Linked DNA regions of Mus musculus: region 2 is linked to region 1. The links are chromatin loops, found by intact Hi-C in ENCODE. Cell type or tissue: heart. All regions are shown on one strand.

Evidence for each region. A loop is a pair of places that touch in the nucleus more often than their neighbours do. Peaks named below come from ENCODE experiments on the same cell type or tissue, not always from the same donor. Only the 100,000 strongest peaks of a DNase experiment are listed, where the experiment ranks them.
Region 2: a loop joins it to region 1, with 2.5 times the contacts of the local background. A loop is called at or near these places in 5 of 42 quality-filtered maps.

Annotation. Positions count from the first base shown.
Region 1 is chr2:130,522,572-130,530,571 of GRCm38, reverse strand. The region is part of intron 6 of Ptpra (protein tyrosine phosphatase, receptor type, A); the gene reads right to left. Among named protein-coding and RNA genes, the nearest start is that of 4930473A02Rik, 37 kb to the left of the region's middle. In heart, a CTCF peak has its summit at 1,912 (motif pointing right); a DNase peak (open chromatin) is centred at 4,901; H3K27ac peaks cover 411 bases.
Region 2 is chr2:130,429,298-130,437,297 of GRCm38, reverse strand. All of the region lies in intron 1 of Vps16 (VSP16 CORVET/HOPS core subunit), which reads right to left. Among named protein-coding and RNA genes, the nearest start is that of Vps16, 9.0 kb to the right of the region's middle. In heart, a CTCF peak has its summit at 3,881 (motif pointing right); no DNase peak of the experiment used is centred here.

The DNA of each region.
Region 1 (8,000 bases):
ATCAAATGGTTTCTTTCATAACAGTTGCCTTGGCCATGCTGTCTCTTCGCAGCCACAGAACTGTGATTAAGACAGATGACAACATGAGCAAGCGGATGCACCTGAGCTATTATTCTGGAGCTACGTTTGGAGATAGACGGAAGTGAAGGAGAGCCCCCAGGTTTCCGACTCTGGAAATAGGAATGACTAAAAGAAGGAGATAGCAGCTTTGGGGAAGTTGATTTTGTCGGATGATTAAGGCTCCTTCCTGGGCCTGGCATGACAATGTATACATGATACTGTACATCTAAAGGTAAGGGCCATCAGCCTCACAGTCCTCACTCCTTACTGACTCAGGAGATTTCACTTTAAACCCTGCAGATCCTGCAATGTTATTTCACCAAGACAACCAATCTGAGACTCTGCGGCCGGCACACGAGGATAGGAAAGTTTCCGGCTTTTCTTTTCTTTGTGCCAACTCTTGCATACAGAACTGAGAACACCGCTAACCCTGGAATTCCCCACTCCACTGACACTGCATCGTCTTTGGTCTAAGCTGGGTTTCCATGCTGGCACAGGACAGGTGAAATTCCTAAGAGTCCTACAATTTCTTTTTTTAAAATGATGTCGAGCAGAGAAAGGTAGAATGAGACTACTGTACTAGCCACTGCTGGCCTTGACCTTGTTATGGAACTGAAAATGACCTTGACTTTATGGCCCTCCTGCCTCCACTTCCAGAACGCTGATATTAAAGGAATGTGTCACCATGCTCCATTTTATGTGGGGTCAGGGATCGAACCCAGGGCTCTGTATGCAAAGCAAGCTGTCCCAACTGGGTACAGGCCTAGCCCCACAGAACACAACCTTTAACATAGAAGGGTAAGGAATGAGAGACTGCTGCCTCACAGTACTATCAGGACCCCCAGGGAAGGGACAGGAGAAAAGACAGAGCTTGTTCTGCCTATGTCAGGACAACAGAGCAGGCCTTACACTACTTTCATTTCTGCTCTGAGAAACAGCTTGCCTAACTCCTGGTAGAAGCTGTAGAACTGAGTGACTGGATGACATCAACTTCTCTAGAAAACACGAGGTAGCATCAAAGACCATTTCATTTCTTAGTCAAACTGTAACTGAACCAAGGTTATATGCTTCAACATTTTTTTTTAACGGTACACCTACCATCCACTTTAACTTACAAGTTCATTCTGGATTCTTTTTCTCCTTCTGTTCCCCTCTGTCCTTTCACAGGTAACCTTGGAGCTCATTGCTGTCTTGTTATGCTGTGTATCTCATCTACTGCATCCTTATTACTGCTCAGTGGATCTTGTGATGGAAATGGAAGCATACCAAGTGCTAATGTGCTCTTCTTTTGGATCAACATTATGCTCATGTGCTGCATAGTTTTGTATCAACTTGACATATGTCATCTAAGAGGCGGGAAATCTCAAGTAAGAAAATGCCTCAGGAGTGGGCTGTGGGCAAGCCTGTATGGCATTTTCTTAATTAGTGATTGATGGGGGAGAGCCCAGCCCATTGTGGGTGGTGCCATCCCTGGGCAGGTGGTTCTGGGTTCTATAAGAAAGCAGGCTGAGCAAGCCATGAGGAACAAGCCATTAAGCAGTATCCCTCCATGGCCTCTGCATCAGCGCCTGCCTTCAAGTTCCTGTTCCCTCAATGATGGACGACTGTCAACGGGAAGAGTAAACTGAAATAAACTCTTTCTTCACTGTTTTATCTCAGCAATAGAAACCCTAAGACATGTTCTGAAATCATTCAAACTGTTGTTTGTAACTGTCATTTGTTCTTTTTAACAAATGAGAGGTACAGTTTTGGTCTGGTCTTTTTAAACAACATTTACTTGAGTTTTAGTTACATACAGGTATATCTGTGTAAGTGTGCGGTGCTTGTGTGTCCCCAAAGAAGCCAGAAGATGGCACCGGGTCCCAGGCAGCTGGAGTTAGAGGCGGCTGTGTGCTTCTGACTTAAGTGCTAGGAAAGGAACTCGGATTCTCTGCAAGAGCAGGCAATGCTATTAAATGCTGAGCCATTTCTCCAGCCCACACTTGATCTCTTAACCACCGAGTCACAGGCTCGGAACTGACTTTCAGTGTAACTGTGACTGTTTACACTACCACTGTGACAGAATAGGTTCCACTGGAACCTTCATCCACACTTGCTACTGTTATGCTTTAAGTACATTGAATATATAAAATATACTGACATTTCTATGTTACCAATAGGGTCATCATCTTTCCAGCTTACCGGTTCGAAGGGTTTCCTCCTCTGTGCAGTGCCTCATTTAGCATTTTCTCCACTGTTTTACTTTTCCGTTATTTCTGTATGTATTCTGGATACTAACTGACCACAGTTACCTGTGCTCCTTTATTTTCTTTTATGGTCTCTACTTATCAACAATATTTTTGTGTTGCATGCAGTCAAATTCATCAATCTTTCACTTTACCAACATTTTCAGGTATAAGAAATTAATCTGGACCCCTGAGATTTTTCAAACACTGGACCACCAAACAGACAGCATACACCACCTGATATGAGGCCCCCAACACACATACAGTAGAGGACTTCCGGGTTTTTATTCATTCAGAGATGATGCACCTAACCCTCAAGAGACTGGAGGCCCCAAGGAGTTTAGAGATCAGGTGGGGACATCTATGGGGAGTCAGGTGTGGGATGTAGAGCTGTTGGAGGGTGGATGGGGGTGGGGGTGGAAAATGGAATATGGAGTATAAAATATAAATTAATAATAAAATAAAATAAAATAAAAATTGAAAAAAAAAAAAAAAGAAATCGTTTCCTGCTGGGCGGTGGTGGCACATGGCTTTGCCCGAATCCTTGGGAGGCAGAGGCAGGTGGATCTCAGTTCTAAGCCAGCCTGGTCTACAAAGGGCTACACAGAGAAACCCTGCTGGGGGTGGGGACGGGGACAAGAAATCCTTTCTTGTGGTGATGTCACAGGTGTGTTTTCCATTATTATTTTCATGGTTTACAATCTTGACCTTTAAACTTCAGTATGTGTGTCAAATGGAACCGGTACTTCCATTTTATACAAGGCAGATGGTGCACTTCACTTACTCTCATAGGTCTGCCCAGTGTTCTAGTACTATATATTGTAAAGGCCATTCCTTCCCCAACCAAAAGGGAACAGCATTTCTATGATAAATCTGTTTCCATTTATACAGGGGTCTGTCTGCACTAGTCCGTCTGTCTGCCCTACTGACAACATCAAACTGGTGTAATAAGGACTCATCGTGTCTGCTAAGGCAGCTCCCCTCACCTTGTTCTTCTTCTTTGGGATTGTCTTGGCTAGTCTTGACTCTTTTCTCCTCCATAAAAATTTTAGAATCAGCTTGGCAAGTTCCACAAAAACACCTGTTGGGATTTTTATTGGAATTGCATTGAATCTGGGTGTCAGTCTGAGGACAGCTGGCATCTTCTCACGCGCTGAACTTCCTAACCAGAGATTTTATTTCTTCACTAGTTTAAGCTGTTTTCCTTTAATGTATGCAAACATTTTTTATAATTTTCTCTAAAGATTTTGCAAATATTTTGTTAAATCGATTCTTAAGTACTTTATAGCTTGGATACTAAAATAAGAGATATATTTTAAAAGTACTTTTTATGGCCTACATACAAAAATTAGTTTTTATGCTGCTTTTCTATCTGATCATTTATCTCCAGAGACTGCACTTTTCTGAAGGAATATTTGTAGAAGTCACTTATTTTATCTCTGACTTTACAGTCCTTTCTTGTCTTGCTTCCCTGTTCTCCAGGGATCACCAGAACTTGCTGGATCTCAGGTCCCTGCTACTGCTGAGTTTCTTTCGTGCACTCTCGCCTCACAGCCACCAGAGTTCTATGTAAAAGAACACAACAACCAGACACACTCAATAATGTAAACCAGGTCAGCTGGTGCCTTTCCTATGTCTCTTCCAGAGTGCAGTCGTGGTGAGTACCCAAAGCCCTTGTCACGATTCTTGCTAATTTCCATGGGGTCTTAGCTCATCGAGGTGACTCAAATGTCTGTCCAGTTCCATTACGTGCCACACGTGTCTTCTCTACTGGCATTCTAAAAATTAACCTGCCACTAAAAGTAGGGGACCCCAGGGGAAGGCCACATGCAGGACCTGATAATCTCACTGGTTTTGCCTCTTTCCTCTCTTCTCTGTCTTCTTCTTGGGAACAAAATCTTTTCTTTTTCTTTTTCAATTTTCTTCTTTACACCTTGAGCATTTTAGGAAACTGAGGAAGTGGATTTGTAATGTGTGAACAAATTCAGCGCTTCTTCCTAAGACAAATGCCGGTGAGTGAGAAAGTTCCAGTTTGTAACTAAGATGAAAGATACAGCCTCGAGCTTCCAATCAGCAGGGAGTTGCAGAAATGCTGTACAGCCTTTCTCCAGCCTGTCAGACAGATGCCAAGTCCTATGCCACTGTTTCTTTCCAGAACACCGTATCTGGTGATACACCTTTCACAGTGACCTGACCAGACACGTGCTGGTCAGAATTCAAAGGCAACTCCTTCCTCCCAAGTGCAGTAGTGCACCCACCCAAGCATCATCACAGCCAATTAGCTTTATTCCTCAGATTAAACTCACTACCACCTACGAAGAAGAAGGAGGAGGAAGAGGAGGACGAGGAGGAGGAGAAGGAGGAGGAGGAGGAGGAGGAAGAGGAGGAGGAAGAGGAGGAGGAGCAGTAGGAGCAGCAGCAGCAGGCAGATTTCTGAGTTCGAGGCCAGCCTGGTCTACAAAGTGAGTTCCAGGACAGCCAGGGCTACACAGAGAAACCCTGTCTCGAAAAACCAAAAAAAAAAAAAAAAAAAAAAACAACAACAACAAAAATGCTTATTAAGGAAGTCCAGTGACACAGCAGAAAGCAGTTCCCATTGGCCCTTCCTATCACCAAGGCAGGGTCTGTTCTGCCTGAGGCTGTACTCATCCTGCATGCGTGCGTCAGTGTCAGATGACAGTTTCATGTCCTGTCATTCTCCAGGAGCTTGTTTTTTTTTTTCTTTTTTTTTTTTTAAATATAAGTACACTGTAGCTGTCTTCAGACACACCAGAAGAGGACATCAGTTGTGAGCCACCATGTGGTTGCTGGGATTTGAACTCAGGACCTCTGGAAGAGCAGTCAGTGCCCTTAACCGATGAGCCATCTCTCCAGCCCCCAGGAACTGGTCAGAAAGTCCCAGAGGTCTACCCATCTCCTAGGCCTTTTAATACTGGTTCTGGGGATGGAACTTAGGTCCTCAAACGTTTTACTGACTGAGCCTTCTTCCCAGCCTGACTTCCTGCTTTTCAGTTCAGGACGATAACGACGTCTTGTCCAAGTCTCTAGTGGGATCTTGCTGTATGTCCCTAGCATAGTCTTTGCTGTATGACACACACTGGTGAGGAAGACACTAGAGCCTCTGAATGAATGGGGAGTGGGAGGCAGCTAGCTCCATCACTTCAGGACTACGAGACTAGCCTGTTAGGGAAAGTGCCACTTCTCAGCTGACAGCTAAGCTTGGGTCATCCCTTTAATTACAGTGAGGCCAGGCACCCGATTCTGACAAACCCTGGCCAAGCACAGCGACATTCATATTCCATGACCCTATCTTAAGAATTTGCACCACATTTCTTGTGGTAACTCACACTGGCAAAGGAAAACAAAAAAAAATTAGGATTTACTAGTCTCTGGCCTTGAGCTAACTAATTTCAAAATATCACTATGACATATTACTTTCAGTGGAGCACTTAAAGGCCAGGTAAGGAAGGGGGTCTGGCCTGAACTGGGTTATATTAGGGGCACCTATTACAGCAGAATACCCACAGGTATATGAATTCCCTACCTACTGGATAAAGACTGTTATAGGAAAAGCAAGTGTAAGCTCTAGGAGCACTGACCTACCTACCAAAGGCTCCGTCTCCACATAAGCAGAGCTCTTCAGCGGTACAGAAAACGTGAAAACTTGTAGGGCATCCAGCTACAGTGATACTCAGAGACAAGCTCTGTGTACAGTATGGACGGAACACCAATTAAAGCTCACTGGCCTGTAGCCGAGACAGGAAACAGAAGGTGGGATATTCTGATAGGAAGAAAGGATTCTGGGATAGAGGACTCGCAGGAGGATGGGGCACCTTGAACAGGAAGGAGGACAGGCATGGAACCGGAACACAGGTAACCTGCCACGTGGCAGAACTTAGATTAGAATAAATGGGATTCATGAGATGGTCAGGGAGTAGCCAAAACTTATGGCCTAGGAGTTTGTAAGTACAATTTGAGTCTCAGGGTCGTTATTCAGGGAGCTTGGGGCTGGGAGAAAAAGCTTGGATTTTACAGATGCATGCTAAGTCTCAGCGACTAAGATAGAAGAATGTTGTGAAACTCAAGAGTTTGAGGACAGTCTGGGAAACATGACCTTGGAGGGAAGGGAAAAGGAAGGGATAAAGAGAAAGAATACCAAACAGGCTAACACAGAGGACGCATGGTCTTTTTTAAACAAGGTATGGTGGAAGCCGAGGCAGGAAGATCTGCAGTTCCTGGCATGTCTGGGCTATATAGTAAATTTCAGGACAGCCTCGGCTATATAGTAAGCAAGTGAGTCAAATCAACACTGGCTTTTGGTAAACCGAGTCAGTTATCAACTGGAGCTGCAGACTGAATAGCTGGCTTTCCCAACAGCCTTCTTCCTGATGTAGAACCGCCATCTGAATCTAGGTTAATGGGACAAGTATATGCTTTTTTAAAAGTTGCACATGTTATTTGGAACTGTTTCCCATTTTCTTTTTTTTAAATTGGTTATTTTATTTATTTACATTTCAAATGTTGTCCCCATCCCTTCCCCCTCTCCTTTGCCTCTATGAAGGTGCTCCTCCACCCAGCTACCCACTCCTGCTTCACCCCTTTACCATCCCCCTATGCTGGGGCATCGAGCCTCCACAGGACCAAGTGCCTCTCCTTCCATAAATGCCACATAAGGCAATCCTCTGCTACATATATAGTTGGAGTCATGGATCCCTTCATGTGTACTCTTTGGTTGGTGGTCTATTCCCTGGGAGCTCTGGGGAGTTTGGTTAGTTGATATTGTTCTTCCTATGGGGTTGCAATCCCCTTCAGATCCTTCATTCCTTCACTTAACTCTTCTATTGGGGTCTCCAGGGTCAGTCCAATGGTTGGCTGTGAGCATCTGCACCTGTATTAGTCAGGTGCTGGCAGAGCCTCTCAGGAGACAGCTATACCAGGCTGTTTCCATTTTCATGAAAAGAACTGCCTCAGTGATAAATAACCCTCATCCATCTAGCTGTGGCCAAGTTTACCAGTATTTGGTCTCGTAGTTTCATAGGACATTAACCTGACCATCATGCTAATGATGCCAAGCTAATAGGACTTCAAGAGCAGGAGTTTATGTATCTTAGATATGTATGCTGGACATAAAAGCAGAATAGAACAAAGCAAACCCCAGGGTTGTCTTGTGACTTGAGCCTCGTTTTCCCAGGTCACAGTTGCAGGCCTGCCAGGCTCCTCCCTCTAACATAAAGGATGAGCTCCTTACCCCATCATTCTCCCCTGGCTACTTTGAATCCTGGAGAAAGGCCATGACACATGCTGGGTATCTTTCTTATCTACGTACTGAATGGTCAGAAAAGAACTGAGCTATGCCGAGGCAAACAGCCTAGCGGGTCCTGTGGGACCCTAAGCTCATAAAGGAGGTCTTATCTGCAGGATCACTCTCCTAGTTTAGAACTGAGCCCTAGAACAATTTACTTGATACAAAGAAGCTTCACATCATAAGTTAGTTTTGTGATCTGTGAATTACAAATTTGGATATGCCCGGTAGACATAGACCATAGCTAGAAGCAATGTGTACAAATGACCTGCCACATGCTACAGCTCCTCCTCTCAGAAGACATCTATGACTTCTAGTTGATGTCAACAGTTGACTAAGAGGGAAAACTCCAATCTGGTATATATGACTCTGTGTGTTATGCTGGCCCACACTGGACAGAAGTAGACTGTGGT
Region 2 (8,000 bases), 93 kb after region 1:
TGCCTGGAACCAGTAGGAAAGCGAGACCTTCAGAGGTCCACCTATTGAATAGGAGGCCTCTTTTATTTCTGGTTCCAATGATGAATTAGATAATGCTCTTTCTGCCTAAGGGTCAAGCTAGAGTTCTAGGTGAAGCTAGTTTTAGAAGCACCAAATTCAGTGTCTGAAAGATGATACCCAAAATGAGCTTTTCCAAGAGATACTGCTGGGGGGAGTCCTGGTGATGGCATTCTGTGACTCCTAGCTTGCAGGAAGTGACAAAACCACAAGCAAGCTGAGAAGCCTTCAGCTCTAGGTGTGTGCATGCTGTAGCCCTAGTATGTGCATGAATACATACTGCAACCCTAGTGTGTGCGTGAATACATACTGCAACCTTAGGTGTGTGCATGAATGCATGCTGCCTGGAATGGGCTTAAGTTTATCATGCTATCACTGTTTGCTTGGAAGAGCAGGGAAGGGGCAGAGAAAAGTGGATGTTATTCTGGAACATCAAAAGAAAATGCAAGTAAAGAGAAAATTTTTGTTTATCTCAGGGGTCTTCTAATTAACCATCAGAAACATGCCTACCATTGCACTTGACACCCCTCTGAGGGCTCTAGTCAAAATAATTTAAGGAAACTATTCTAGAGAAAGAACAAAGCTATTACTAGATGGTTGTACACCCATCATCTTAAAATCTGAAGTGTTCTGTGTGATGTCTATTCTTGGTTGTCAACTTGACTACATGCAGAATTAACTAAAACCCAAATGCCTGGCATACCTAGGAGGAATGCTCTTAATTAGATTATTTGAAGAGGGGGGGGGTCCACCTTTCATCTGGACCACACCTTCTGCTGGAAGCCTATATAAAGCATGTGGAAGACCGAAGCTTTCTCTCTTTGCCTGCTTGTTCTTGCTCTCACTAGTAAGTCCATTCCTTCATTGGTGCTAGAGCCTACATCTTCTGGATTACAGCATCTACTGAAGACCAGCTGAGACAGCCTGGTGGACTGAGCAACTACTGGATTCCTAGACCTTTCATTTATAGGCAGCTATTATTAGATTATCTGGAGCCTGTAAGCCATTCTGATAAATCTCATGAATACATTTATATATTTTAATGTATGATATTAAAATAAATATTATAATATAGTATTAAATAATATACTTATATATTATATATTTATCTACCCATCCACCTATCTATATATGTACCTATCTATCTATATCTATCCACATCTATCTAGCTACACATGTATGTGTACACACACACAAATACATATATTTATTCTATAAATTCTGTTCTGCTAGAGAACCCTGAGTAAAAGAAATGTAAATTTTCCTTTTTTTTTTTTTTAAGATTTCTTTATTTATTATAAGTAAGTACATTGTAGCTATCTTCAGACACACCAGAAGAGGACGTCAGATCTCATTATGGATGGTTGTGAGCCACCATGTGGTTGCTGGGATTTGAACTCCGGACCTTTGGAAGAGTCATCTCTCCAACCCTGAAGTGTGAATTTTCTTGAGTGTTGTTTCAGATTTGAATTACAGATTAGATGATAAATTTGCTAAGTCTACACAAATAGTCTAAATTACAAAGAACCCTGAAATATCAAATACTTATCTCAATTTAAGGTGTTTTTTGTTTTTGTTTTTTGCTGAGGGAAACTCAGCAAAGCAGTTTACAAGACAATAAACAAACATCAGTCCATGTTTGTACAGCAAGACATTTCCATTCCCAGTGAGACTCATATAGAATGGGGGGGGGAGTTGGGAGAGGAGGGGGAAGGAGAAAAATAAATCAAGCGTGAAGATGATCAGGCAAGCACTTTCAACCTGGTTTTTTTTTTTTTTTTTTTTTTTTTGAGATAGGCTCTTACTGGCTGCCCTGATTCTTGCTACATACCCCAGGCTAGCCTATAATTCATAGCTATTTGCTTAATTTGCCAAGTGCTGGGATAAAAGAATATACTTATTACACCTGGTTTATAAATTTTAACTTTTAAAGGATTCTGGTAATACCAGGTATAGCAGCACATGCCTTTAACCCCAGAACTTAGGGGCAGAGGCAGGAGGATATCTGTTTGAGGCCAGCGTGGACTACACAGCATGTTCCAGACCAGCCAGGGTACACAGATCTTGTCTTAAGCAAAATAAATTTTTAATATTTAAAAATTAACAACATTCTAGTTATGATAACAACAAAGCCTTAAAGATACTTAAAAATCATGAGAATTGGGGCTAAAGAGATGGTTCAGCGAGTCCAGAGGTCCTGAGTTCAATTCCCAGCAAAAACATGGTGGCTCACAACTATCTGTAATGGGATCCAATCCCCTCTTCAGGTATGTCTGAAGACAGCTATATTGTACATGTACATAAAATAAACAAACATCTTTTTTAAAAATCATGAAAAAAGTAATAAAATCATACCAAATTGCCCTCAAGAATACAAAAGACATGGATAAATATTCTAAGATGACCCACAAATGTACAATAATTCTGATAAAATACTTCCCGATGATTTCTTTATAGATATGCAAGCACTGAGTCTAAAGTTCATGGTTGGAAAAGGGATTCTGGGAAACAGAAAATAACGGAGGTATTTAAGATGATTAAAAAACATAAGAAAACACACACACACATTCATACATACATGCATGCATATGCTATGTATATAAAACATGCCATGTAAACTAAAGTTAATTTAAACTACTGTTTTGAGATAGGAATGAGAAAACAGGTGAGGGGCTGGAAGGACAGCTCATACTACTCATGCAGAGTCCGCGAATTCCATCCAACCCCATCCCATGCGGCTCGCCAGCATCTGGAGTTCTAGCTCCAAGTGGCCTTACTTCCTCTTCTGCGCTAAGGGCACCTGCACTTACACATGCACACAGCCCACCCCTCCCCTTTAGAAATACACTTTTAAAAAGTTAGGTACAGTGGTGTAACTTTTAATCACAGGACTGAGACTTCAAGGTCAGCCTGGTCTACATAGGGTCAGAGTTACACAGTAAGACCCTGTCTCAAAAACAAAAACCTAAACAACACCCCCCAAAACAAACAAACAAACAAACAAACCTCAACAAATCAATGAAAGAGAGCAGTGTCCAGAAAAGATCTGGGAACTGAGCATACTATAAAGATGGTGTTTCAAGTTGGCACAAAATATCCTGGATAATGGTATTATAGACCTACACTGCCATGCCTGCTTCACGCAGTACTGAGGATTGAGACCAGGACTTCATGCATTTTGGACAAGCACTCTAATAACTGAGCTAATTCCCTGGCCTGGTCCAGCTGTTCTTTCTTTAAAACTGTTTTGACTGAGTATCAGTTGTACGTGCATGTTGTGTACCCACGTGGAAGCCACAGAAAACTCTCAGGAGTTGGATGCTTCCCCATCACGTGGGTCCTGGGAATAGAACTCAGTTCATCAGACTTGATAGCAAGTGCCTTACCCTACCACCTTACACAGATATACATGTAGGCAAAACACCCATGCACATAAAAATATATCAATCTTTTCTTTAAAACATTAAAACTTTGGAGTTTGGGGACTTTGCTTCTAGACAGGGTCTTACTCTGTAGCTAAGGCTGGCCTAAAACTCACTAACCAGCCCAGGCTGCCCTCAAACTCAAGTTGATCCTCCTGCTTCTGTCTCCTCCATGCTATGTCACATAGTGGATTCAAGATTTTAAAATACATATACATTTGCTATTTTGTTACTAAATTCACGGAATGAAAATATTGGAAAACATATTTTCACATAGACCTAGCATGCTGGTTATAAAGTGATGGCCATTCATCCAGTCCTCAATGTACTCACAAGCTGTACATTAACAACCATTACTCCCTCAAGCCTTTCTTTCAGTAAGCCCAATATGAAGTTTCCTCAGTAGAGGGCGCTGAAACACTAGACCAGCACGCAGGACAAGAACTTGAGTGCCTTCTGGTTCGGCCAGCCATGGGGTCTAAGGATACCTGGTGGGGGCACTCAGCTGCCATCATGTGCACACTCCTGGGAAACACTGCCTAGGCCCTGATCACCTTCTCAGGGTTCTCTGCAGACACTGCACTCCAAGTTCTCTGCTCACATCAGACCACCCATTTGTCTGTACACCTATATGTCTGGCTATATATACCCTCTGTATACAAGTACGTTTGAAATAACTCCTTTTACTTGCTCTACATCCAGCCTTTGGGTGTGGCTTGCCTTATGGATGCTGTGTTTCAGGTCTCCCACCCCTCCTCACACCTCCATTCTTGTGTGTTCCCATCATTCGTGGACTGCTAACTAAATCATGACCATAGAAGCAGAGAGCTTCTATGACAGGTCTAAGATAATTGTCTGAAGCTACACAGTTGCTATTGCTAAAAATCAACACAATTTTAATTTTGTGAGTTTTTTAATTACAACAGTTGAATATATCAGCATGCCATATCTCATGTGCCAGTTGGGGTACTGATCAGGAAAGAATGGGACCCTGAAACCTAACTAGGGTATGTAGTTAGAGCCAGTCCAGATAAAACGGACAACTTTGGAGCCTCTCTTCCTGGTGAAAGTAGCTTGTCTGTCATCTCTCCTACCAACTACCCTCAACCTGAAAACCTTATCATAATCTCATCTGCAGTAGATGTGACAAAGGGCTCCCTGGTCCAAGTGCTGAATGTTTAAAACAAGTCTCCACTACGGCACCATTCTAAAGGGTCCAACCTGCAAGATGACAACACTGGGCTCTGAAGAGGCAGAGATTTGTTGTTGAGGAACAGATAACTATTCTTGATAGATTTACCTTTCTTGCCTATACTGCATTTGTGAGGACCCAGAATCTCTTGACGCACAGAATGCTTTATTCACCACTGCAGCATTCTGCAAAGCACTGCATCTCATCAAGGGGCCCTTATCACAACACAGTGTTAAGTCAGCTCTGGGCCACAGAACCGAATGGTCTTGCCATATATTCCAACACCCATAAGAAGCAACAGAATGTGTCAGACATACACAGCTGTGATAAATACATAAAACAGTGTCAATGAGGAAAGATTTGCTTTGGCTTACAGAATCCATGGTGGTCTGAGTGAGAACGGTTCCTACAGATTTATAGGATTTAAAAGTGTGGTCCAGGGTTAGTGGGACTGTTTGGAGGAAGATTAGGAAGAGTGGTATTTTAGAGATGTGTCACTGGCTTTGAGGTTTCAAAAGCCCACATCAGGCCTATTCTTGCTCGCTCTGCCTGTAATTTGTAGAGTATACTCATAGCTACTGCCCCAGCACCATGCCTGCCTGCTTGCTGCCCTGCTTCCCTCCATGATGGTCATGGCCTCACCCTCTGAAACTGTAATAGAAAAGTATCCAAGGCAGTGTGAAAGGCTTCAGTGCAAGGTCAGACTCTGGGCATGAGACAGAGGAGAGCATCAGTGTCAAGAGCACGTGGTGTGGCCGCTCTGGAAAGCCAGGAAGCAGACAGACAGGAAAGGGCTGAATACAAGATACAGCTTCCTGGGCTGGAGCCATGGCTCAGTAGTTAAGAGCACCAACTGCTCTTCCAGAGGTCCTGAGTTCAGTTCCCAGAAACCACATGGTGGCTCACAACCATCTGAAACGGGATCAGATGCCCTCTTCTAGTGTGTCTGAAGAGAGCAATGGTGTACTCATACCTAAAATAAATAAATAAATAAATAAATCTTAAAAAAGAAAAAAAAGAAGATATATCTTTCTAATTACCTTAGAAGAATGGGGTCTGTCTTATGCTTTGAATCAGATCCTCCAGCCAGATCAAAAGTTGGAAGGGAGAGTGGCTCTTTATTAGTAGTAGTTTCTCATTCTGGAATCTGTTGGCTTGCAGAACTGAGTCTTCAGGGGCAAATGTTTCCATCAGGAGTTGCAACCATCGAGTTAAAGGGGGTTATTTTGCTTAAAGGGGAAACTACATTGGCAGGGACTGCCTAAAATCCTCTGTGGCATCTCTTTCTTGTTTTCATGCCCAATGATAAGAGTAAATGACAACCTTCAGAAACCAAATACCTCAGCCTGAGACGAGAAGGCTCAGTCACTCTCTGGGAGAAAACGGTCAGAGGATGTGCTAGCTCAGGGCAAGCACGGTTACAGCTGCAGCAGTTAAGCAGGCCAACCGTGACCTATGACTGACGTGTTACATGTACATGTACATATGGACACATTTGCCTTTCTCTTCCCCTCTTTCACATTTTTACTTTTGATGCTGGCATATGGTGTATAGAAGGCAGGGACAGGGAAATGCTTATACAAGGGAGTATTTCTTCAGTGAGTCAAGAAAGTAAGTTTGGTCAGGCAAAAATCTAGACCTTTCCATGCAATGAACTTTAGTTTTCTAGAAGGTACAAGGTGAAATTATGGGGGGAAGTTGAAAGAAGGCTTTAGTTTTCAGTATTTCTGAAGTATCTGAACTATTCACAACTGCTTCATCTTGTGATCTCTCGAACACTGAGCCTTTATGGTGAATATAGGATGACTCCACAAAACAAGGTCATAGGAATCCAGATAAAACTGGGAGCATGGGTTTGTAGTCGTGGCAACCTGCCCACTGCATAACATTTCACATTATCACTCTGCAGTCTTGGCACAGGTACAGAGATAGTTCTATATCAGCCAGGTGAACCCAGGACAAAGAATAAGGCTGTTAGAGAAAAGAGAAGAAAAAAAATGAAGTAAGTAGCCACAGCTTTCCTCCAAGCTAGACAGGGAGGAAACACTTCTACAGAAGAGGGCTCTACATGCTTGAGAGGGTTTCAAAACTGTTTGAAGTATGCAGTCAAGGCCTGAGACGACAATGACAACAAAATGTAAGAATGGAAAAAAAAAAAGAAAGAAATTCTGTAGCTATGCAAGTAAACTTCTGGGGAAGCACTGTCTACCACAGTGTGAGAGGAGCCCTGTGTGCAACAGGCCAAGGAAGCCCTGAGTGGTATATTTTGTCTAGCATTAGGGAACAATCCAACAATCTGTAGTCCCTAACGAGGGCCCACTATCATTCCCAAAATCCCTTGCTTGCAACTAACTCAAAACTAAATCCTTCTGGGTTGCAGTTTGTTTGTAAAATGGTGCAGCTGCTGCTGTGGAAGCCAGCATGGCAGCTCTAAAACTGTATACAGATTTCCAGACAATCCAGCAACTCTATTCCTGGATAAACAGTCAGAAGAACTGAAGCAGAAACAGAAGTCTGAAAGAGGGGTTTTGATGGTTCACTTCCCGAGAGTCCTCCCACATACTTGGCCAGCCCCTTTAAAGAGTATCTGTCCATCTGTGAATACAGGAGTGTTATTCTCCAGAGTCGGGGTGACTGCAGCATTGTTATGTCCAATGGTTTCCTGACACTGGAATCCAGGGTCCACTTACTGCTGCTGACAAGATTTCTGTTTCTGAGAACTGGGTAGAGAAAAGACAACTGTAGCTAGCCTTTATCATTGAGTGCATAGCCTGTCCTTATGAATTCTGCACCCTTAGGCTTTTCTGAGAGGCTGCCATCCGGTCTGCCCATCTGTATCTCATGCCATTGAAGGAGCAGATAAGGAAAATGTAGTGCCTAATACGGCAAATCTTTCAGTCTTAAAAAATGAAGAAAGTATGACACATGCTATAACATCAACCTTGGAGATAGTATATTAAGTTAAATATTTCAGTCACAAAAGACAAACAATAGATTTCATTTTCATGAATTATGAAGCATGATCAAATCCAGGGAAAGAGGGACACTTAACAAAGAGTTGCTATTTAATAGGTATAGAATTTTTTGATGAAAAGAATTTACATTGGCTATACAGCACAATAAATATACTCAACACTACTGAAGAGAAATTCAAAAATGGTTAAGCTGGGAAGGCAGCTCAGGTGGCAGAAGGCTAGTCCAGCATGCTGAAGTCCTGGGTTCCACCCCCAGTACTGGATAAACTAGGCATGATTATATCCCTAGCACTTGACAGGCAGAGGCAGGAAGACCAGAAGGTCATCCTGGGTGTACTGGCTAGTTTTGTGTCA